4 separate regions of the Homo sapiens genome follow, and all the other regions are linked to region 1. A link is an interaction called in ENCODE POLR2A ChIA-PET data of the cell type or tissue named here. Cell type or tissue: CD4-positive, alpha-beta T cell. All regions are shown on one strand. Links, peaks and the distances in the headings refer to the core of each region. The heading gives the core; the rest is flanking DNA. Region 1 holds the start of CD3E (CD3 epsilon subunit of T-cell receptor complex). Region 2 overlaps JAML (junction adhesion molecule like). Region 3 overlaps CD3G (CD3 gamma subunit of T-cell receptor complex). Region 4 overlaps JAML (junction adhesion molecule like).

What was found. ChIA-PET counts read pairs that join two places held together with the same protein. Peaks named below come from ENCODE experiments on the same cell type or tissue, not always from the same donor. Only the 100,000 strongest peaks of a DNase experiment are listed, where the experiment ranks them.
Region 2: POLR2A ChIA-PET joins it to region 1 with 15 read pairs; 16 of 35 experiments call an interaction of 5 or more read pairs at or near these places.
Region 3: POLR2A ChIA-PET joins it to region 1 with 14 read pairs; 18 of 35 experiments call an interaction of 5 or more read pairs at or near these places.
Region 4: POLR2A ChIA-PET joins it to region 1 with 16 read pairs; 11 of 35 experiments call an interaction of 5 or more read pairs at or near these places.

What each region holds. Positions count from the first base shown.
Region 1 is chr11:118,301,089-118,307,173 of GRCh38, reverse strand. CD3E (CD3 epsilon subunit of T-cell receptor complex) reads right to left here and starts at 2,444. Exons shown (of 9, transcript NM_000733.4): 1 at 2,398-2,444; 2 at 2,173-2,280. The coding sequence starts at 2,221. In CD4-positive, alpha-beta T cell, for the core only: no CTCF peak of the experiment used is centred there; DNase peaks (open chromatin) are centred at 434, 1,283 and 2,473; H3K4me3 peaks cover 2,829 bases; H3K27ac peaks cover 4,000 bases.
Region 2 is chr11:118,195,317-118,201,401 of GRCh38, reverse strand. It overlaps JAML (junction adhesion molecule like), which reads left to right. Exons shown (of 10, transcript NM_001098526.2): 7 at 790-928; 8 at 3,311-3,404; 9 at 4,581-4,667. Among named protein-coding and RNA genes, the nearest start is that of SCN2B, 22 kb to the right of the region's middle. In CD4-positive, alpha-beta T cell, for the core only: a CTCF peak has its summit at 2,913 (motif pointing left); a DNase peak (open chromatin) is centred at 2,921; H3K27ac peaks cover 570 bases.
Region 3 is chr11:118,354,067-118,359,997 of GRCh38, reverse strand. CD3G (CD3 gamma subunit of T-cell receptor complex) reads right to left here. Exons shown (of 7, transcript NM_000073.3): 7 at 4,837-5,931. It overlaps UBE4A (ubiquitination factor E4A), which reads right to left and starts at 398. Exons shown (of 20, transcript NM_001204077.2): 1 at 324-398. RefSeq lists an enhancer at 392-461. In CD4-positive, alpha-beta T cell, for the core only: no CTCF peak of the experiment used is centred there; no DNase peak of the experiment used is centred there.
Region 4 is chr11:118,210,910-118,216,994 of GRCh38, reverse strand. It overlaps JAML (junction adhesion molecule like), which reads left to right. Exons shown (of 10, transcript NM_001098526.2): 2 at 2,109-2,171; 3 at 4,434-4,588. The coding sequence starts at 2,129. Among named protein-coding and RNA genes, the nearest start is that of JAML, 11 kb to the left of the region's middle. RefSeq lists a silencer at 4,427-4,721. In CD4-positive, alpha-beta T cell, for the core only: no CTCF peak of the experiment used is centred there; DNase peaks (open chromatin) are centred at 1,534 and 2,614; H3K27ac peaks cover 780 bases.

The DNA.
Region 1 (6,085 bases), core at 1-4,000:
CTCTTGCTGCTGGGTCACAGCCATTTCTACACCCTAGAACAGTGGAACTTACTGCTGGTATTGACCAGGGGTTCCCAGGAAATTTGGGGGGAAATAGAGGAAGGAAGCATCTAGCATTAACTATGAGCCCACAATTTTTGACAAGCAGGAGTCAGAAAAAGTTAGGACCATTTTTTGGACGACTAGAGACATAGCAAAAGAATTTTGCCCCCAAGCCTCCATTTTGAACATTGGTGTCTGTGGAAGAAAAACACGCTCTTGGTTGGGTACAAACACTGGGATTCTTGTTCCATCTCTGGCTCTGCTTTTCTGGTGGTTCAGTTTTTCCATTTGTTTTCTGCTTGAGACAGAGATGGAAATATTTGAAACCCTGATTACTCATCAACTAGGGCCTGTGCATTGAAGAGCCTGACCACATTTCCACCGGGCCCTCCAGGATGCCCTCACTCAGCAATACCCTGGATTCATTACAATGATCAGTTTCCCTGGCATTGCCTGAAAGCTTTCTGCACACCTAGGCCTTTCTTTTACTGAAACCTCTACACAGGGGGAGACAGGATCCCCACTTTCCTATCCCCAGAGCAGACTGGGCACATTCCTATGATGCCAGATGTCTAGAGGTGATTGGGTCTTTGATACTGTCTCTTTTATTTATTTATTTATTTATTTATTTATTTATTTATTTATCTATTTTGAGACACTCCAGGCTGGAGTGCAGTGGCTTGATCATGGCTTACTGCAGCCTCGACCTCCTGGGCTCAAGTGATCCTTCCACCTCAGCCTCCCAAGTAGCTGGAACTATAGGTGTGTGCCACCTTGCCTGGCTAATTTTTAATTTTTTGTAGAAATGGGGTTTCACTACTTTGCCCAGGCTGGTCTTGAACTCCTGAGCTCAAGTGATCTTCCCACTTTGGTCCCCCAAAATGCTGGGCTTACAGGCGTAAGCCACTGCACCTGGCCCTTCTCCTCCTCCTCCTTCTTCTTTTTTTTAAGGAAAAGCATACTTTATAACACAGGTCTCTAAGAAAATGCCTGGCCACTCCTTACAGGAGTCACATCCTGCCCCTCGCTACTCAATATGTTCCTAGGACCAGCAGCAGATTAATAAACTTGAGAGCGTACTAGACATGCGGAATCTCCATTTCCAGTCTGGGTCTTTTGAAACAGAAGCTGCATTTTTAACAAGATCCCCAGGTGATTTGTGTGCACATTCAAGACGTGAGAAACCCAAGATGAAGCAGGAAGTGGAGACATCGTTGCTGTGGGTCTGAGACGGGAGCACCAGCTGTGATAGTGTTTTCTAGGTCTTTGAAATAAAACCATCACGAGCCATTTTGCCTCATGTGGTGCAGCCATTTAGAGTACAAACAGTCCTGGTCTCACAGATTGGCTTCGGCACTTACTATGTGGTTTAAAACAAGTTATTTAACTTTTTTGAGTATCAATTTCTTAATCTGTGAAGTAGAGAGGACTTATCAGTTTATATAGTCAAAATTAAAAAGAATTTTAAAAAGAGGATATAACACCTTCCTTCCTAGGCAGAAGTAGGATTAAACCAGTTAACACGTCTAAATAATTTTTTCTTTACACAGTATCTGACAATAAATGGCAACTTTTTTTGGTATTATTTATCTCATATGAGATACAGAAATGCTCTTGGTTATTTATCAATTCATAATCCATCTTGCTTCAAAAAAATGAAATAAACTGAAAGTTGTTGGTCACTTGAAAAGGACTAAAAATTACGAGGCGTTTTATGGTCTCAAAGATAGTGAATTGCTATATATGCCCTGTGCAGAGTTTGGACGCAAGTATCTGGTCTCTTCAAAACAAGGAGTGGAGCTTCGCTCTTCCAGTCTCTTTTGGGTTAGTTCTGGAGGGCTGGGTAAGTTGGAATGAGCTCGTACTTAGAGGTAGCGAGACCTCTCTGCTCACAATAGCTATGATCACCCCAACTGCTCTTCTTTGCCTGCTCCCCGAACGCTCTCCCAGGCACCCGTGGCCTATCTTTTTCTTTAGTCCCCAGCTCTAATCCCTCACCCTAACATAGCACAAACAGTTCCTTACATCTGGTAAATGAGGCTCCTTGGTGCCACTAGGCAGTGCCAGGTAAGGCTGTAAGCCTTCCAGCGGTCTGGAGACACACCACCCTTTCCACTCCATCCTACTCACCTGATAAGAGGCAGAGGCCCAGAACTCTCCAGTGAGTGCCCGACTGCATCTTTGTTTCATGGGACTGTTACTTTACTAAGATGGCGGAGGCCAGCAGACTTACTACTTCTGGAAAAAAAGCAAAACAGATGACTTTTTCAAAACATCTGCTAGAGATAAGGACCCTGGGGCCATTGTTCCCAATGCTAGGATGAAAAAGGAGGGCTTTATAAGAGAGAGACTCACCATTTTCTGAAGCAGGCACCTGAGGCTGGGAGGGGAGGAGGGTTTCTGAACCCCACACAGGAAGTAGAGAGGCCTCTGGGCCTGCGGGTTTTACCTCACTTGGAAACGTTCAAGGCAGAGGCCTCCACCTGGACTGGTTGAAGAAAGCTGGGTCCCACAGCCTTCCTAGAAGGCCAAACAAGAGGACTCTGACAATACCTGGAGGGGCCATGAAAAATACATGACATTTAGCTGTCCAGACCATGTAGTAGGTTGGCACAAAAGTAACTGCAGTTTTTGCCATTAAAAGTAATTGTAATACAATATGCCTCCACATTGCGGGGTCTTCCTTCCTCTATAAGCTCTGACAGGAAGAGGGAGATGCACTGAACATTTGCTTTCTGTGTGGTGGATCTGGCATGGAGCAGCAGGGTGCAGCCATCTTATTAACAAAACTTGTTGGCTTGAAAATACATGTTGACTTAAATCCATAAGAATTAAATCCAAAGAAAAAATGCCACTTTTTACCTATATTCTTTACAAAAATATTTAAAAACACAAGACTCAATGTTGAACAGGGTAAAGAGTGATAGTGTCAAAGTCTGCTGGTATGAGTGTGAATTGATGTAACCTTTCTTTATGTTTAAGCATGCATTAATCAAATGCTTACTATATCCAAGCACCGTTCTAAGAGCTTTTCTGATATATCTTATTTAATCCTCAAAACGACCCTCTAAGGTAAGTATTATTTTTATTTTTATTTCCATTTTATACTTGAGCAAACTAAGGCTCAGGCAGGTTATCTAAGTTGCAGATTACAGAGCTGGGACTCTAGAAAACATTTTGATGAAATTCACTTATTTAATACATATTTTCTGTCTACTGTACTGTAGTTATATGCTGGGTGCTAGTAATACAGGAGAAACAAGATAAATAGTCCTCTTGGATAAAAAAGGAAATGTGGAGATTAAACAGATAACCTCATAACCAATAACCATGCCCCGCATGATGGTGTACACCTGTATTCCCAGCTACTCAGGAGGCTGAGGCAGGAGGACTGACTGAGCCCAGGGGTTCGAGACTGCAGTGAGTGTGATTGTGCCTGTGAATAGCCACTGCGCTCCAGCCTAGGCAACATAGTGAGATCCCATCTCTAAAAAACCCCCCAGATAACTTCAGGAGATTGATGCTAAGAAAAAAGACGTTCAGGTGCTGTGGGAGTGATAGAAGGGATCTAAGATAGTCTGGGGTGGGATGGGGAAGAGAAGGTCCCCCTGAGCAGGTGACATCTAAGCTGAAATTTGATGGAGGAACAGCAATGAACCAGGTGGAGTGGAAAGCATTCCAGATAGAGGCAGCAGCATGTTTGAAGTCCAGAGATGAGGAAGAGAAATGGAAAATCCAGCACGGCAGGTAACAGGGAGAACGAGGAGTGTAAGAAATAATATAAGAAATTCGCCAGATATGGTACTTTGGGAGGCCAAAGCAGGCAGATTGCTTGAGGCCAGGAGCTCAAGACCAGCCTGAGCAACATGGTGAAACCCTATCTCTACAAAAAAATACAAAAAATTAGCCGGATGTGATGGTGCTCACCTGTAGTCCCAGCTACTCGGGAGGCTGAGGTGGGAGGATCACTTGAGCTCAGGAGGTTGAGGCTGCAGTCAGCTATGATTGTGCTACTATGCTCCAGCCTGGGCAATAGAGCAAGACCCTGTCAAAAAATAAAAATGAAAAAAATAAAAGAGATAGGAAACTCAGCAGGGGCCAGATGGGAAGGGATTTGCAAGCTATGTTAGGGATTCTTAAGGATTTTCTTAGGGCTGTAGGAAGTATTCAAATAGTTTTAAAAAGGTGAGTGACAGTATCAAATTCTTATAATATTCAAATGGAAAAAGTTGGGGTTTTTTTTAGATGAAGTCTCACTTTGTTGCTCAGGCTGGAATGCAATCGTGCGATCTTGGCTCACTGCAACCTCCCCCTCCTGGGCTCAAGGGATCCTCCTGTCTCATCCTCCCAGGTAGCTGGAATTGCATGTGCCTGCCACCACGCCCAACTAATTTTTGTATTTTTGGTAGAGATAGAGTTTCACCATGTTGCCCAGGCTGGTCTCGAACTCCTGAGCTCAAGCGATCTGCCCACCTTGGCCTCCTGAAGTGCTGGGATTACAGACATGAGCCACCATGCCTGGCCAAAATGAAAAAAGTTTTAATGATGGAAGTAATACGTGCATGTTAAAAACAATGCATATAGAAGGGCTGTATAACAATAGCCCCTGTTCTACCTTGCTTCACCCCTACACTTCTCCCTAGAGAAAACAACTTTTAAGTTTTTCAACTTTTTTTTTTTTTTCCTGGTGGTTACCTTCGTGTCTGTAAATGTGCATTGCTATCCATCGGGTTTTCTGGGAAAAAAAGATGGAGATTTGGGCAGGTGGCTCTCTGAGGAAGCACAGGAGCATCATCTGTAAGGGAGAGAGGGGCAGCATCTGGCAGAGAGAGGTGAACTGCGATGAGACATATCAGGAGCCTCAGCCAGAGCCATGGGGAGTTCTTAGCCTGGGATCACCTTCCCAAGTTATCCTGAGTTATCCTGAATTGAGCAAAGGGGCCATGAAAAATACAGGTATTATGAATTGAGGGGCTGCGAAGTTGGGTGAGGGGGCTGCGAAGTTGGGTGAGGCAGCTGCTTCTGCTGAAGGCAATGTCTTTGAAAGAGCTCAACTGTGAGTCCTCTGAGTACAAGAATCCCAGCAGTTGGGGGAGGGAGCAGCCCTGGAGTGATGACCTGGGTGCAGCCACAGCATCCATGCAGTTTAACACTTGCACTGCTTGGAGCCATTCGCTTCATGTGATAATTTCATCCTGTCCTTAAACAGCCTTTTCGGGATTCTGGTTATCTCTTTTTTTGGAGAAGCTTATAAAAGGAAAGTTTCCTAATGGGACAAATTACAGCCCCATTAGCACAGTTGCCCCAGGGCGCATCTGATAGGCAATGCTTGTTCCCTTTTCTGGATTGCTCCTAGCCTCAGTTAGCACCTCTGCTGACCTCAGGGAAGACATAGCTTGAGGAGTCTGAGCCCCTGGCCGTCGTGGTCTTTTCGGGTTGTGGCTGCTGCACTTGCCCATTTACCATCAAAATTGCACTAAAAAATGCCCCAGGGGAGCCCTTGGATTCTATCTGAGTTGTCCCTGCAGCCCTGCCTCCTCCTTATCATCAGATATGGAAAGATTCACTCTGCTGGGGGAGCAAATCATTTTTTTTTTTTTTTTGGCATGCTGGTCTCTTGGCAGTGGTGTAGCTTAAAGTTTAATGGGTGCTGTGGTGAAAGTGTTCTGTCTCTGGAAACCATGGCCCCTAGAAGCTCAGAGCCTAGAGTTAGCGGGACAGGAAGCACAGATTTCCTAAGTGGGTCACTGGAAGTAATGGTAAGCATGAATATCCCTACTTCTAACCTTTAGCTCTTGCACACATGCGTTTTACCTTTTGGAGACATAGTATCATATAACAGTCATTGGCTTAATATGTACACCACATCCTGAAGGACAGTGCCCAATCCTAGCAGGGTGTCATCTCTAAGTTGATACCTTAGCTATGTCTTGAAAAGACTATTCCATGGATCCATCAGGCTGGCAGCTTCTGGGTGTTGTGGTATATGATAGGGCCAGTGGATCCCATGGTCATATGTCCACGGACACATCCTTGTTTTAAA
Region 2 (6,085 bases), core at 881-4,880, 110 kb after region 1:
CTCCAGATCTCATGCAGAACATCCCCTCTGTCCTTCTCCATATTGTCTTCCCAACAAACTGGATGTTTCCTGTAAGTCTTAGGTTAAACTTTAGAACTTTTGCTGGCAAATTCTCACTTGCTGCATATAGAATTGGACACCCTTTTTTCTGTGCCCCTCTGTTCCCCATACAGACTTCTGTTGTAGCGCCTACAGCAGCCTGTGGTTTTCTGTTGACGTGTTTGTCTTCTTCCTTGGAAGCAGGGACCACACATCATCATTCATCTCTGAATCCCCTGTACCTAGTGCTGTCTGGCCCTGAGGAGGTGTTTGCTTTATGTATTTAGAAAGAACCATGCAGATGAGTAGAAGGTTCCATATGGGCAGAAGTACCTCCGGAGGCTTTACTTGGTATCGTCACTGTGGGGCTGAGTCTTGCGGCATGAGTTCTTTTGAAGACAACCACTTGCCCTAAGGAAGATCAGCAGCCTCTCAAATGCCTGTTATTTCTGGGTCCTTGTTAAGCCAAATTTTAGAATAGAATTGTTGATGTGAAAGGAAACTTTACTAGAGGTGAACTGCTAGCCTCTTCTCCCACCCACCTTAATCTACATTTTAGGGTAAACGAGGGGGTTAGACTTTGGTTCTCAATCTCATGGAGACAGTGTCCCTAGTGTCCAGATATGGGGTGGAGTCTGGCCTTCCCCTCCGCTTCGTGGCCTGGCTGGTGCTACTTGGTATAGGGCTGTGGGGCTCTCAGCTCTTTGCTAAAGTATTGAGACCCTCTCCTTGCTTTTCTACTTTCCCAAGCACTGGTGACCCCGGCAGCCCTGAGGCCTCTGGTCTTGGGTGGTAATCAGTTGGTGATCATTGTGGGAATTGTCTGTGCCACAATCCTGCTGCTCCCTGTTCTGATATTGATCGTGAAGAAGACCTGTGGAAATAAGAGGTACAGGGCTACCCCCACCCCTTGGATTGGGAGGCTGGGGGTGCAAGGCTGCCTCTACCCCAAAGTAGAACAGGGTGATAGGGCCCTACTTATGCCATTCTCACAGAAGGGGGTATTTTTAAATGGAATCATCTGTGGTAACCCTGCCCACTTTGCTTACTGTGCCCGGGAAAAGAATTTAATATTCCTACGCTCTCCTCATTCACTTTGTTATTATGTAAAGACTACAAACTCCCTTAGAAATGGGGGCCTCAGTAGGGCATAATTCAGAGCATAAATCTTACACAAGAACTATCATGGTACCATTCACTGCCTAAAAGATGATTTTTAAATTATCCATACTGTACGTTCCGCATAGAAGCTAAGATCTTAAGGGTTGCCAGTGGTTTTATCTAAAAGACCACATTCTAATTATGAGATACGATCTTTGAATGGGTGCCCTCAGGTTCTAAATGAATTATTATTAAAAGATGCTTTTGGCCAGGCGCAGTGTCTCATGCCTGTAATCCCAGCACTTTGAGAGGCCAAGGCGGGCGGATCACGAGGTCAGGAGATCGAGACCATCCTTGCTAACACGGTGAAAAGCTGTCTTTACTAAAAATGCAAAAAATTAGCTGGACGTGGTGGCATGTGCTTGTACTCCCAGCTACTTGGGAGGCTGAGGCAGGAGAATGGCGTGAACCTGGGAGGTGGAGCTTGCAGTGAGCCGAGATCACGCCACTGCACTCCAGCCTGGGTGACAGAGCGAGACTCTGTCTCAAAAAAAAAAAAAAAAAAAAATAATAATAATAATAATGTGCTTTTAAAGGCCTGAATTTCATCGGTAGTTCTCCCAGGGTCTCAGAAGTGCCCAGATGCTCCAACAGGGACACTTGTGTTTCACTGGCTGTTGGCAGATCCATGTCCCTCAGTTTATCCAACTATCGATGGAGTATGCTTGTAGTGCAGATCGACTCCCTTGTTGAAATAGTGTCAGTGGGAAAGGGCCTCATGAATAGTCCTGACTTTTGAGTGTTCTTTCCCAGTGGGTCTTGGATCCTGCAGAAAACACTTGTGCCTGCTAAGTTTTCACTTGCACTCCCTAGGGCTTCCTGATTTGGTTTTGAACTTGGCTGGCCTCTCTAAAGGTCTTTGCTCTGGGCATGCTCGGAGCACTGAGCTAGACAACCTGGATTCCACTCTCAGCTTACTTCCCCTGTCGGGACCTCAGTTTCCCGCCAAAGGAAAGGTAGCACTTCCATGTCTAGTCGTTTATTCTAAAGAAATAATTAAATGGATATGCTGAGATTTGTGCAAAACTGCCGTCTTGCTTATAATTAAAAATAGGGATAATTGCCAGTGTCTGTCAGAAAGGCAACGATTCAGTGAACCAGTCAATGAAACACTCCAGATCCCTCTACATAATGACATGGAAAGATATCCAAGGAGTAAAAATACAGAATTTATGGTATGACCTCATTTTTATAAAAGAGAAAATAATATGATGCTCACTCCAGCAGCATATGTACTAAATACATTTTATGTGAGCTTATGCTTACACTGAGAGAGGCTTGGAAGGACAGTTGTAAAATGTGGGTAATTGTGTGGAATTTGAAGTGAAGGAGAAGGTGGATCCCATGGGGTGACGGGTTGCAGGGAACTTCCACTTCCAACTGTCTACATTTCTGTATTATCTGAATTATTTGACAGTGAGAAGATACAACTTTAAAAGCAGAAAATACAAGGAAAATATTTCCACTGAGACCAAAACATATGGTTTCTTTTCTAGCTTAAACCTTGAATTTTTTTTTTTTTTTTTTAGTTCTGACTTAGGCCAAAATAGAAAAAAAGAAAGTATGTTCAGAAGGCAAATGGTCATGAGATCAAAGGCCAAGGGACCCCGACAGGGCAGGCGCAGAGCTCCTGCTTGGGGCTTGGGTCGGGTGTTTGTGGGGGTTATTCTGCTCCGCCCCCCGGAAAGGCCAGGAGCCCTTCGGATTGGCGTCTTGCTGAGCTCCTGCTGCCCCCTGCTGGTTTCGCGGCACTCCCTGGTCCTCAGAAATGTAGACAGGATGGTCAAATGGAATCCCATCTCCCCTCTCTCTCTTCATTCACTTAAAATTACCTCTCCCATACGGACTGAAAGTGGCTTGAGTGATAATAGAGAAGTTGAAGCTGCTTTTCAGCCTAAATTATCTCCAGAACGGCTTCTTGTTCTTCATTAGAAGAGATGCGCTTCTCAGGTTTCCAGGTGAGCCGGGTAGCCCTGGCTGTAGGAGTCCAGAGAGAATAGTTCCTTCTCTGGTGTCTCTCTCTTCACGAAGCCAAGAGGGGATCTCATGTAGGGACCCTTGAATAAACCATGCCCGCTGGTTAATTCCACATGCTTTTCATGTCTTGCAGTTCAGTGAATTCTACAGTCTTGGTGAAGAACACGAAGAAGACTAATCCAGAGATAAAAGAAAAACCCTGCCATTTTGAAAGATGTGAAGGGGAGGTGAACACACGCTTCAGCCTAAAACACTAAGTAGATGCAGGCCTGGGCCGTTCTCATACCCCCGGGAACCATATCTTACCCATTGTATGTCGCAGCTTGCAGGCCAGTGCTTGGCACAGAGCAGGGACTCAGGAAGCCTTTGTCACTAAAGTAAGAGCCTCTGCGGAGTACAGTGCATGGGGTCGGCTGGGACAGCCCCAGGCAGCAGATCCTGGTATTGGGCTGAGGAAAGAGCACTGCGCTTGGAGTCAGTAAGATCTGCCACCTCCCTGAGTCTCATCAGCAAAATGAGGATAAAGATAAAGATACTATAGTTGCCCAGCCTGCTTGACAGGGTTGTTGTAAGGTTCACATAAGATGATGATATGCAAATGCTTTGTAATCTAGGAGGTGCTATTTGTCTAAAGTCTAATGGAGAATTATAATACATCCAGGAGTTAAGGAGTTCTAATGCTTAAAATGAAATAGTCTAAGATCTTAGCAAGAAAGGATTAAGAAGGACTTTTCTCTCCATATTGATTTTGTAATGGAGTTATAAATAATTGCTTCTAGAGACTGAGAAATTGATTGGTTTTCTTTAACTCCTATTCTTTCTTTTCTTTCTTTAATTTTAAAAAAACTCTTTGAATAGTTACCTTTCTCTATTTTGGGCTGTTTTTGTCCCAAGAGTAGGATTTTTTCCCAGTAGAGTGCAGTGGTCCAAGAATGGGCCACTGGATGATACTGCTTTACCAACGAGTGACAGGACCATGAACCTCACAGTTGTGAGGTTCAATGAGGGCTGGCCCTGCCACATAAATCCTCTGAGGGAGATGATGACAATTCACTGCTGATTAATGCCATTCTGCCTTTACTGTAATTAGAAGGAAATAACCCCAGAATACAAGGAATTTAGCAAGATAAGGAACCCCTGCTGCTACCTAAACATCCATCTAAACAAAGATGTTTGGCTTTTGAAGCAAAGAGTTTGGTTCTTAAGACTGTGTTCTTTGACAGTTAATTTTCAAGAAGACTGAAGACTGAATTATCATTGTTGAGAATTCTCTAGGTCTCAGTAACCCTCTGAACCAGCAGTTTGGGTGGTCGATGCCTAGCAAATAGGAGTGGGTGGCCTTTTCTCTGGTGTATAAGATTCATCTAATTTTTAGGAATTTTTGTACCATTTTCCCCCTCTAGAAACACATTTACTCCCCAATAATTGTACGGGAGGTGATCGAGGAAGAAGAACCAAGTGAAAAATCAGAGGCCACCTACATGACCATGGTGAGAATGATTCTGGCCTCAGCTGAGCCAGGTGTCAGAGGCTCAGGTGGTGGTGGTGGTGGGCGTGGCTGGGTTGCCCAAGGGAGGCTGCTGAGGGCGGTGATTTTTCTAAGTAGCAGAAAAGTCTGAGAAACTGAAGTTCTGCTGGATAGAAGAGTGATATCAAACTTTCTTACCCAAGCTCAAGGATTAAAGGTTATCACCAGAGATTATTTATATTAGTGGTGAAAAGAAGTGAAGAGTGGCTTTTACTGAGGGCAGGGAGGACGTCTTTTGCCTCATCAGTTCAATCTAATAAAGAAAACACGGCCGGGTGTGGTGGCTCATGCCTGAAATCCCAGCACTTTGGGAGGCCGAGGTGGGCGGATTGCTTGAGGCCAGGAGTTCAAGACCAGCCTGGCCAATGTGGCAAAACTCCCTCTCTACTAAAAATACAAAAATTGGCCAGGTGTGGAGATGCGTGCCTATAATCCCAGCTACTTGGGAGGCTGAGGCACGAGAATTGCTTGGACCTGGAAGGCGTTGGTTACATGAGCCGAGATCCACCACTACACTCCAGCCTGGGAGACAGAGTAAGACTCTGTTTCAAAAAAAAAAAAAAAGGCCGAGCATGGTGGCTCACACCTGTAAACCTAGCACTTTGGGAGGCTGAGGCAGGTGGATCACTTGAGGTCAGGAGTTTGAGACCAGCCTGGCCAACATGGTGAAACACTGTCTTACTAAAAATACAAAAAAATTAGCCAGGCATGGTGGCGGGCACCTGTAATCCCAGCTACTTGGGAGGCTGAGGCAGGAGAATTGCTTGAACCTGGGAGGTGGAGGTTGCAGTGAGCTAAGATCGCGCCACTGCACTCCAGCCTGGGAAACAGAGCGAGACTCCTGTCTCAAAACAACAACAACAACAAAGAAAATAGGATAAATAGGATAAGATCCTTGGGCAAGTATTGTGTTGCTGTGAGTCGTTTTCCTTGCTATCAAAAGGTCAAAGTAGGGTTCCTTCCAATGCTTAGATTTTGTTTCTTAACTTTGTGACTTATTATACCTTCTCATAACCTAACTGCCAGGCAGGCTGCATGCTGGATCTCATACAATATTTTGGAGTCTGATTCCTAATTTCCCTTTGCTTAGACTTCTGTAGCCCCTTAGAGAACTGCAGTGCCTGGAAAAGGCACCTCGGGGCGTGCAGTGAGTGGGGGTAGGGACAAAAGGAGTGAGCTGGCGATGAGCACGGTGCTATTTGTAGACTAATTATAGGCACCCAGCCTATTAAGGAGCAGTGTTCTGTGGGTTTGGGAAGGCTGGCCTCCTCTGCTTGTGGAATGATGGGCTTTGTTTGTTCCTATCGTACCAGCCCTGAGGACACATGACTCCCAGCTGATTGCAGCAGAGAGAGGTCTGCCAGGGAAGTGTGAGATCAG
Region 3 (5,931 bases), core at 1,169-5,168, 52 kb before region 1:
GAGATCCACCCGCCCGGGGCACGTTCTAGAGAAAGTTAAGTCAAAAGATAATGCAATGATAGCGCTCCGGCCTCTTCCAGGAGGGGCTTGGCAAAGATGGGGACAGAAATGTACAAAGAGACATCAGAAGCTGGGGCACTGTAAGGGGTTCCAAATCAGACAGGGTCGAAGTTCAAGAAGGAGAAGGTCCCTGGTTAGCAAAGCATAGGAGAAGGAATTTGGAGAAGATAAGAGTGAACAGGCTTGAAGTGGCATTGGACCAGCAGAAAATATCACAACGCAAAGTCAACGACCCCGTCCCCTGAAGCTATTGCCTGTCTTACCAGAGCCTGAAGTGCCAGCAGCGACGACACGACAGAATCTCAGCGGCCGAAGGGTTCCCACTTCCGACTCAGCACAGCAACCGGAAGTTACGTCATCAACAAGCGCCGGGGCATGTGGAAGTTCATCTCCGCGCCGGAAGCACGGTGTGCAGGCTCACCGGGGGGAACGGCGCGCAAATAGTCCTACAGCGCATGCGCTAGCTTGTTAGGGGCGGGCTGGAGGCGGGCAGGAAGTGGCAAGAAGTGGCCTTGGCATCGGATTGTGGGGGCTGGAGTTGGCCCACCTGGCAGTGCGCTTTGGAGTATAGAATATGAGGCTGGGTTTTGGAAATCAGCGTACCGAGGGCAGATAAAACTCTGTGATCCCTGGCTCTGCTCGCAACCTCTGTTGGGGGTCTGCTCTCTTATTTTCCCACCAGTCCTAGACCTTTTTGAAGCAGCTTCTGTTACTCTCTATTATTCAAAGGGATAACACTAACAGCAATAACAACTACAAGTTTGTTATTGTTGTGCTGTCTTTGGAGCAATCTTTGGAGTGTGCTATCTTTGATTGGATTTCAGTTTTCTTATCTGTAAAGTGGAGACAGTATACATCCTACAAGGTTGTTTTGAGATACACATAGATGGCCAGGCACAGTGGCTCACGCCTTGTAGTCCCAGCACTTTGGGAGGCTGAGACGGGCGGGTCACGAGGGCAAGAGATCGGGATACACATAAATAATAGAAGCAGCATAATTTTCAAGAGTTAAAAGCGCTGTGCAAGTGAAAATTCACAGATTGAGAGAAAATAGTTGCAACTCATATATCTGATAAAGGATTCATCTCTAGAATATGTAAAGAACTACAAGAACGAAAAACCCCCAAACAGTTCAGTTCAAAAAAGGGCAAAGGACTTGAATAGACATTTCTCCAAAGAAGATACATTCCAAGAGAATGACTATCCACTTGGTATCTGTGGGGGATTTGTTTCAGGACCCCCTTGGGTACCAAAATCCAAGGATGCTCAAGTTCCTTACATAAAATGATGCAGTATTTGCATATAACCTATGCACATCCTCCTGTGTCATCCTAGAGATGACTAAGTCATCTCTAGATCACTTATAATACCTAATACAACATAAATCTAAATAGTGTTGTATTGTTTAGGGAATAATGACAAAAAGTCTGTACATGTTCAATACAGATGAAATTTGTTTTGGAATATTTCCAATTCATGGTTGGTTGAAGCCACAGATGCAGAGCCCACAGATATGGAAGGCCAACTGTACAAATGGTGGATAAGCATATGAAAGAGTGCTCAACACCACTAGTCTTTAGGGAAATGAAAAAAAAAATCATGAGATACCACTTAATACCTACTAGGATGGCTACTATAAAAAAAAAGGAAAGTAATTGTTGGCAGATGTGGAGAAATTGAAACCGTATGCGTTGCTGATGGCAATGTTAAATAGTCCAGACTTTTTGGAAAAACAGTTTGATGATTCCTCAAAAAGTTAAACATAGTATAACCACATGATCAAGCAATTCCGCTTTGATATAGATGTTCAAAATAACTGAAAGCAGGAACTCAGATACTTGTATACATATATTTACAGTAGCACTATTCATAATAACCAAAAGGTAGAAATAACCCAGAATGTTCATTAACAGATGAATGCATAAACAAAATATGGTATATAGCTACAGATGACTTATTCAGCCTTGAAAAAGAATGAAGTTCTGATACACGCTGAAACATTGATGAACCTTGAAAACGTTATGCTAACTGAAACGAGCCAGACAGAAAGGACTAAATAGTGTATGATTCAGTTTATATGTGGTACACAGAATAGGCACATTCCTTGAGAGAGAAAGTATAATAGAGGTCACCAGGGATTGGAGGGAGAGGCGAATGGGAGTTATTGTCTAATGGGTACCAAGTTTCTGTTTAGGAGGATGAAAAATTTCTGAAATGGGTAGTGATGATGGCTACACATTGTGGATATATTTAATGCCATTGAATGGTACACTTAAAAATAGTTAAAATGGGGTTGGGTGCAGTGGCTCATGCCTGTAATTCCAGCACTATGGGAAGCCGAGGTGGACAGATCACTTGAAGTCAGGAGTTCAAGACCAGCCTGGTCAACATGGTGAAACCCTGTCTCTACTAAGAATACAAAAATTAGCTGATCATGTGGATGTGCGCCTGTAATCTCAGCTACTTGGGAGGCTGAGGCAGGAGAATCGCTTGAACTTGGGAGGCAGAGGTTGCAGTGAGCCGAGATCGTGCCACTGCGCTAGAGTGCCTGGATGACAGAGTGAGACTCTGTCTCAAAAAAAAAAAAAAAAAAGGTTAAAATGGTAAATTTTAGGTTACATATCTTTTACCACACACACACAAAAAGCCCTGGGCAATCTTTGTGTGCCTACCACTGTTCTAGTTCCTAAGGATACCATAGTGAAAAAACGTAAGTGTTTTCCTTCTTGGAGCTTATAATCTGGCGAGTGGGGTTGTAACAGCATTTAAAATTAATGGACGCAAAATGAATCATTCAATAATATTTCTGGAATAGCTGGGTAACTATCTGTATTTAAAGTTGGTTACTACATTAGATCTGATGCTAAAATCAATTCGAGATGGGTCAAAGATATAAATGCATAAAATAAAACCATAAAAATGCTAGAGGAATTCATGGGGGAACTTTTAAAAAAGGATAATTTTAAAATGGAGAAAGACTTTCTAAATATGAAACGTAACCTAGAGACCATAGGAGACCAGTGAATTATACTACATGCAAATAATTGTAAAGTGTGCGTGAAAAACTAACCAATGTGTTTTTTAAAGCAAAGTTAAAAAACACATAAAGTTGGAAAAAGACTTGCAACTAATATCACAAAAGACCTAGTTTCCCAAATATGTAAGGGGTTAGTGTAAGTCAATAAGAAAAAGACCAAAGATGTGAACTTATGTATCATGAGAAGGAAAAACAAATGGTTTACTCCAGTTTTTTTTTTTTTTTTTTTTTTTTGAGACGGAGTTTCACTCTTGTTGTCCAGGCTAGAGTGCAATGGTGCAATCTTAGCTCACTGCAGCCTCCACCTCCCAGGTTCAAGCAATTCTCCTGCCTCAGCCTCCTGAGTAGCTGGGTTTACAGGCACCCACCACCACACCCAGCTAATTTTTTGTATTTTTAGTAGAGACAGGGTTTTGCCATGTTGGCTGGGCTGGTCTCAAACTACTGGCCTCAGGTGATCCACCTGCCTTGGCCTCCCGAAGTGTTGGGATTACAGGTATGAGCCACCACACCTAGCCTCCAATTTTTAATAAGAAAAATGTAAACTAAAATTATAGTGAGAAGCCATTCAGTTTGGCATGATTCAAAAGTTTAATAATACACTGTTGGAACATGTATGGAGTAACAGGCACTTTTGTTTGTTGTTATTGGTAGTGTATATTGGTACAACCTGGCTGGGCACAGTGGCTCACACCTGTAATCCCAGCACTTTGGGAGGATGAGATGGGAGGATCACTTGACCCCAAGAGTTTGAGACTGGCCTGGGCAACATAGTGAGACCCTCTCTCTATAAAAAAAATTAAGCAATTAGCTGGATATTGTGGCACACGCCTGAAATCTCAGCTACTCAGGAGGCTGAGGTGGGAGGATTGCTTGAGCCTGGGCAGTCGAGGCTGCAGTGAGCCAATGTTGTGCCACTGCACTCCAGCCTTAGCAACAGAGCAAGACCCTGTCATATATACGTATATGTGTGTATGCGTATACACACACATATATGTGTGTATGCGTATACACACACATATATGTGTGTATACGTATATACACACTTGTGTATATACGTATATACACACGTGTGTATATATGTATATGTGTATCTACGTATATACACGTATACGTATATGTGTATATGTGTATATGTGTAGATACACATATATGTATGTGTATATGTGTATATGTGTATATATACATATATGTATATGTGTATATATACATATATGTATATGTGTATATATACATATATGTATATGTGTATATATACATATGTGTATATATACATATATGTATATGTGTATATATACATATGTGTATATATGTGTATATGTGTATATATACATATGTGTATATGTGTATATATACATATGTGTATATATACATGTGTATATGTGTATATATACATGTGTATATGTGTATATATACATATACATATATGTATATATACATATACGTATATGTGTATATATACACATATACGTATATGTGTATATATACATATATGTATATGTGTATATATGTATATATGTGTATATATGCATATATGTATATGTGTATATATGTGTATATATGCATATATGTATATGTGTATATATGTATATATGTGTATATATGCATATATGTATATATGCATATATGCATACATGTATATGTATATATATGTATATGTGTATATACACTTGTGTGTGTGTACGTGTTTACAACTGCTATTTGGCAATAGTTAATAAAATTACAAATGCAAATACAAGTGCCCAACAATTCAATTTATTTGTGTTTGTTACAAATAGTCTTATGTATGTTCAAAATCACATTTATTGTTAGAGCTAAAACCATAAAGCTGTAAAAAGTATAAAAAGAAGACAGGAGAAAATCTTTGTAACTGTGGGTTTGGTAAAGATTTATTAGACATGATACCAAAAGCACAATATATAGAAGAAAAAATCAATAAAATGTACTTCAAAATTCAAACCTTTTGCACTTCAAAAGACACCATTAAGAAAAACAAACCACAGATTGGTAGAAAATATTTCCAAATCATATATCTGATAAAGGACTTATATCAAAAACATATGCAACCCAATAGTAAGAAGACAAACAAATAAGTCAACTTAAAAATGGGCAAAAGATTTGATACACATTTCACTAAAAATATATGAATGGTTAATAAACACAAGACAGGACACTCAGCATGGTTAGTATCTAGGGAAATGCAAATTAAGGCCATAATAAAATACCATATTAAATCCATAGAATGGCTATATTAAAATACAGTTACGGGCCTGGCGCGGTGGCTCACACCTGTAATCCCAGCACTTTGGGAGGTCAAGGCGGGTGGATCGCCTGAGGTCAGGAATTGGAGACCAGCCTGGCCAACATGGTGAAACCCTGTCTCTACTAAGTACACAAATACTAGATACACAAATACTAAATACACAAAAAATGAGCTGGGCGTGGTGGCATGTGCCTGTAGTCTCAGCTACTCGGGAGGCCAAGGCAAGAGAATCGCTTGAACCCAGGAGGTGGAGGTTGCAGTGAGCTGAGATCGCGCCACTGCACTCCAGCCTGGGCCACAGAGCAAGATTCCACTTCAAAAAAAAAAAAAAAAGAAAAAAAAGAAAAGAAAAGAAAAAAAAGAAAATGTCCTAAAGCTGGATTATGGTAATGGCTGTACAATTAGTTAAATTTACTAAAAATTTCTGAGAACAGGTGAAATCACTTAAGATGGGTGGATTTTATGGCATGTACATTATGCTTCAATGCAATTATTTTTAAAAATGATATTTATACAATGTTAGTCATTGCAGAATTGTTGTAAGAGCAAAAGATTGGAACCAACTACCAAC
Region 4 (6,085 bases), core at 790-4,789, 91 kb after region 1:
GGGAAGGCAACAGATGTCCCAGATGTGATGAACTTATGTTAGGACACACCATAAAGGAAGCCCCTTATGACCTTCATCCATGTATGTATGGGGCAAGGTGGGTGGCACGGAGCAGGAATGGGGTTTTGCTTATGTTGAGAGAGGTCTGTGTTTTCACTAGAGGTTCTTTTGTTTAGGGGAATCTATGTGACTCCTGATATATCTGGCTCAGTGTAATTATTATCCCCATTGTTACAACAAGGTTCAAAAATGGAAACTTAAGTTTCCTGTTCATTCTGATTCATCATTTGCCATTCTTAGAAAGGTAGAAGCTCAGAACCTGAAATCTCCCCTAAAGCTACAAACTCTGTTTCTGACTCTTATCTATATAAAGAATCTTCCATGGTAATGCTTCCTATTTTCAAAGCACTGTTATCTACGTTATACTATTAGATCCTTTCATTATCAATCCCTTTTAAAGGCAAGGAAACAGGTTCAGCAAGATCAGCTGACTTCTCTGTGTAAGTGGGACCTGAGGTAGGAACCTCCTTGAATAGCTTGACTCTGATTTTCCAGGTAGAGGATTTTGTTGATTGGAGAATACGATTAAGGAATGTCTTAAGTAATCAATTTTTTTTTTTTTTTTTGAGACAGAGTCTCGCTCTGTCGCCCAGGCTGGAGTGCAGTGGCGTGATCTCGGCTCACTGCAAGCTCCGCCTACCAGGTTCACGCCATTCTCCTGTCTCAGCCTCCCGTAGCTGGGATTACAGGCGGCCGCCACCATGCCCGGCTAATTTTTTGTATTTTTAGTAGAGATGGGGTTTCACCGTGTTAGCCAGGATGGTCTCGATCTCCTGACCTCGTTATCCGCCCGCCTTGGTCTCCCAAAGTGCTGGGATTACAGGTGTGAGCCACCAGGCCCGGCCAAGTAATCAATGTTTATTAATTAAAATGGCTACCGTATGTGCCAGATGTCCTAGCAGAGCTGGGTGGGGTACCTTGCTGTTAATGCAAAAAACATATCTTTCCTCTTAGCAGATTCTGAGGTGGAATCTCCCCAGCGGCAGGGTGGCCAGGGGTAAAGACCACGGCTGAGGCCAGGAGCAGTAGCAGGTGGGAACTCAAGACTGGTTGCACTGTAACTCCTGAGAGTCAGGGTTCTTCTGTTTAGCTAAGAAAATTTGGGGGTGTTTGGTAGAACAGTGAATCCTTTTCCAGGGGCTGGTAAATGCAATGAAATGAATACTACAGAGATAACATGCATATCAAACACATACTTTTGTCCAATGCACAGCCCAACTCTCATTCTAGCCACACTGCCCTGCCTTTAAAAAGTTAAAAAGAAAAATAAGATAAAAAGTGCACCATGGGCCAGGTGCAGTGGCCCACGCCTGTAATCCCAACACTTTGAGAGGCTGAGGTGGAGGATCACTGGAGCCCAGGAGTTTGAGACCAGCTTGGGCAACACAGTGAGACCTCTCTACTACTTAAAAAAAAAAAATAGCAAGTGTGGTGTAGCATGCCTGTAGTCTCGGCTACTCAGGAGGCTGAGACAGGAAGGTTGCTTGAGCCCTGGAGATCACGTCACTGCACCCCAGCCTGGGCAACAGAGTGAGAATCTGTTCCCTCCCCCAACCTCTTCCTCCCAAAAAAGTAGTAATTCTAATTTAGGTGGAGAGATGGGGAAAAATTTCAGGCTGGATATCCTATAATTTTTTGTTTGTGTGAAACATACAGGTAGTGGAAAATCTAGGGTTGTCATCTCAAGGGCATCCTGCAATCATTTGCTTTTTTTCTCTTGAAAAGCAACTTTCATCTAATCTTCCCTTATGGCCAATCTAAAGCAGCCCCCAAGTGACTCTTCAAACACTACTCTGTTTTGTTTCATCATAGCACTTATTGACATCTGGTATTTTCTTATTCATTCATTCATTTATTTGCTTCTTTTTTCTCCACCTCCCGCTGCATACAAACTGCAAATGAGCTGGGACCTCGTCTGTTTTTCTTGTTCAATGCTGCATACCAGTGTCTCAAACAGAGGCTGCTCCGTATAGTCCTTCACTATTGGTTTTTTAAATTAATGAGCTTCTCTTGACATGATTTTGTGATTTTTGTTCTTTTATCTTAAGATTTGAAAGTTGAGAGCAGCATGTTTTGCCCACTGAAACTCATCCTGCTGCCAGTGTTACTGGGTAAGTAGAAGCTAAGGGACTCCGTGGGGTATTTGATTTCTCCTGAGTTCTGTGCATTATTAAAAGCCAATTTTACATATTTTCGATTCCCTTGGGTTTGTTGAAGATGGAAACCCTAATGTGGAACTTCACAGTTTTGTTGAAGCAGCTGTTGTTGAAGCCAACTAGCTTATGGTTTCTTGGGAAGCTGAAGCTTCCTGTTTCCATTAGAAACAGAATGCATTTGGGTCCTAAAGGGTGTTCTGGGACCCTCTTACGTGACAAAGGGAAAGTTTCTCTGTGGCATTCCTGCACTTTAAATTGTTATCTTTAAAACCACAGTTCGCCTTGAATCAGGAACTGAAATTACCAAAGAGAGACCCAGAGCTGTTTTTCATACTGTGGCCATGTCAGCCTTCTTGTGGTTCCTCAAATGGACTGAGCTCTTTCCCAATTTATGGTGGTTTCCTTTGCCTGGAACCTTCCTCCCAGCACTTCAACCTAGCAAGCCCGCCCGATGCTTCCTTACCCTTCAGGTTTCCCCTTATGCTCCACTTCCTTCTGAGGAGCCTGACCTGGCCATCTCCTCAGACCAGATTGGTCTCCTGTTTATGCCTCCACCTAAGTGCTGAGCTTCTCGTTGCTCATCTCCACTGGTTTCTAGGTTTTCATCCTTTTCCCCCATGCCTTTTTCTTTATCCCATGGATGTAGTTCTGGAAGGAGAAGAAATTAATCAGGTGCTTTGCTCTCATAGCCTTTTCTTTTTCTCTTTATTATTATTTTTTGAACTTTGGACAGTAATTTAAACCCTGACTCAGCAAAGTATACAACAGGATTGCCTTTGCTCCTATTCCAGGCAATCCAGAGTGTGTACAAACATGCACACAGGCACGCACACCAAAATGGTGTTCATTAGATAATTTTTCTCAAAGAAGCAGGGTTATAATGATCTCAGAAGGTATTTAGACATTTTCCTAGAGGTCTGTGGAGCAGCCTGCAGGTTTTTGCCCTCCGATCCAGAGAGCTACCAGTCCAACCCCTGTATGTGGTGACTTGGTGGCACTGGGGGTTTTGTAGTTTTTTGTGGAGAGGTTTTCCTTTCTTGCAGAAAATCTCATCTTCTTCAGCTGTTTCTCTACCAAGATTGCCCTTCAAACATCAGTTTCTCTTTGCTTTGGTTGCTGTTGTTGCTTCCTAGCAGTCCTTCATTTAATTCTACACACAGTGTTCTTAATATTAAATTCGCTTATTACACTTTCAATCACACATGGAGCTGCTCAATTCTTCCTTACAGGAAAATTCCAAATATTTGTTGGAGCTAATTTTGATTTCTTTCAAAATAATTCCCTCTGAAGGGTTTAGAGTCGATGTTTTCTTTTGTGTCCTCCCTGCTGTGTGAGCCTACTGTTGGGGCAGGAAGTTAACTGTCTTCTCTCAGGGAAACAGCTTGGATGAAAAGACTGGCACATTTTCTGTTCATTCCCATCACTTGGCTCTTCTCTGATATGAACTGGGCAGCATCTAAATGTATCTTTCTTGATTTTGTTGTCTCTTTGCATAGAGCATATCTTGTGAAAACAGAAATATCCATGTAATGGTTTTTTCTTGTAGTGACCGCTCGAAATTGCTTGAGCAACATAGAGATAATGGGCAGGGGTCCCTGTGTGAAGCACCTAGAGGCTGGAAAGCTGATGGCAAAGCTGGAGGGGTGAGGCAGGGAGAGGATAAACACAGTGGAAATGCAGGAGGAAAGCTGTGCTCTGTGGTGGCCTAATTACAAGGACCTGCCCTACAGCCAGAATCAGCCAGCAAATGCTTTTGTAAAGGAACTAAAAGAAAGGGAAAAGAGGAAGTAAACAAAAGGTCCCTTTTCAGAGAGGGAACCAGTGGGAGATTTAAGAGCAAGGAACAACCCATTTCGTCGTTATGGTAAGTGGAGGTGAGTTTCTAAATTGATGATCAGAAAGGAGAGACTTCTGGGGTTTCCCTTATTTCTTTAGAAAGGTTGGGAGGAAGAATTCCAGAAAAGTGTAAGGGGCTGGATAGGAGGAGGGAGCCAGATAGCATTTATTGTAGTATGAAGATTGCAGAATCCTTCTGATGAGCCATATAGGTAACTAGAGGACAGGGATGCCATGCTGCCTTTGAACATGCCTCCGAGGACTTTGTCTATGTTGGATCATCCAGGGAGAGGGGTGTTTAGTACTCCATGATTGGAATTGATTTTTGTTGTTGAGAGTATTTGTCTAAATGATGTGTCCTCTTGCCTTTGACTTCTATAGATTATTCCTTGGGCCTGAATGACTTGAATGTTTCCCCGCCTGAGCTAACAGTCCATGTGGGTGATTCAGCTCTGATGGGATGTGTTTTCCAGAGCACAGAAGACAAATGTATATTCAAGATAGACTGGACTCTGTCACCAGGAGAGCACGCCAAGGTAACGCGGGGGAAACATCACTATGTAATAGAAGCCCCTGACTGCTGGTGTCAGGACAGAGTGGTGTAAGAGTCAGGCATCAGGTGCCACCAGGAGGTGTTGCAAGAGCCGGGGCTTTGGAGATTATCAGAACTGGGCCTCGTCCTAGCTCAGGAATTTGGTTATGTTATCAGCTGGGTAAGTAAGTTACTCAACCTTGCTGATCTTAGCTTCCTGAGCTGTGAAGAGGAAGGCAATTACAATAATGGTAATGCTTACCTTTCAAGTAGTTAAGGGGCTGATGGGAGACACAAACTTGAAATGAGAGGTTCCTTGTTCTTGCACATGAAATTCTTTGAGTTTCCTTCCTTTATCTCTACCCTTTGTTAAGTAGCAGAAGCAGGTGAGAGGGGTAAATTCCGAGGTTCTAGAAAGGAGAGCTCTGACCTAGGCATAAGAACTATACCACAATGATCTTTTTTGGGGTGGGGAGGAGGACAGATTCTTTCAGTGTTTCACTGCTCCATGTATGTGCTGGGGAATCATCATTTTCTCCTTTGTGGCTGCTTAAAGTGTTGGGATTAGCAGATGCAGCATGGTGGGCGAGGTTCTTTCATGGAGCTCTTTGGAGTGAGGAACAGTGTATTAAGCCTCATCAGACAGTCTGTATAGATACTCGTATATCAGGATCATTTGTGAAAAACATCCCAAGTAGTTTGTTACTAACAATAAAGTCCTAATGTTTGCAAACAAAATATTGTTTTTGTAGCTCAGAGCACATTCCCTGTTGTCCCTATAATGCTACTCTCATTCAAATTTTTATTGGCCTTTATTTTTATACGAGGGATAAACCCATAGTGTAAGTAGAAATAAGAATTTCTGCTGGGTGTGGTAACTCATGCCTGTAATCCCAGCACTTTGGGAGGCTGAGGCGGGGTGATCACTTGAGCTCAAGAGTTTGAGACCAGCATGGGCAACATGGCAAAACCCCATCTCTATAAAAAAACAAACACAAAAATTAGCTGGCTGCAGTGGCATGTACCTGTAGTCCCAGCTACTTGGGAGACTGAGGTGGGAGGATCACCTGAGCCTAGGAGGTTAAGGCTGCAGTGAGCTGTGATTGTGCCACTGCACTCCAGCCCGGGTGACAGAAGAAAACAATACAAAACCAAAACCAAAAACAAAAGAATTCCCCAGGGCCCAGCCTGGAACCATTCCCTGTGGATGACTCCTTTTGTGTTACGATACTGCTGCCGGGAGGAGGGTAGAAATGAGAAAAGTGGCAGCCAGCCGGCCATGCCTGGAATTCTTACGCCAACACCACCCACAGCACTAGTGAAAATAGATCATGCATTTGAATGCCATCTAATCCGGGGCTGTGGCAGAAAATAGGGTGAAAATGAGAGATGGTTTTCAAAAGTTGTAAGTTAAAAACCGTAGAGTGATCTTCAGAGTGGGTGCTATATTTTACCTTAAACTGTAAGAAATAAAATGTGGACTGCATTTCTCCATTTGTCT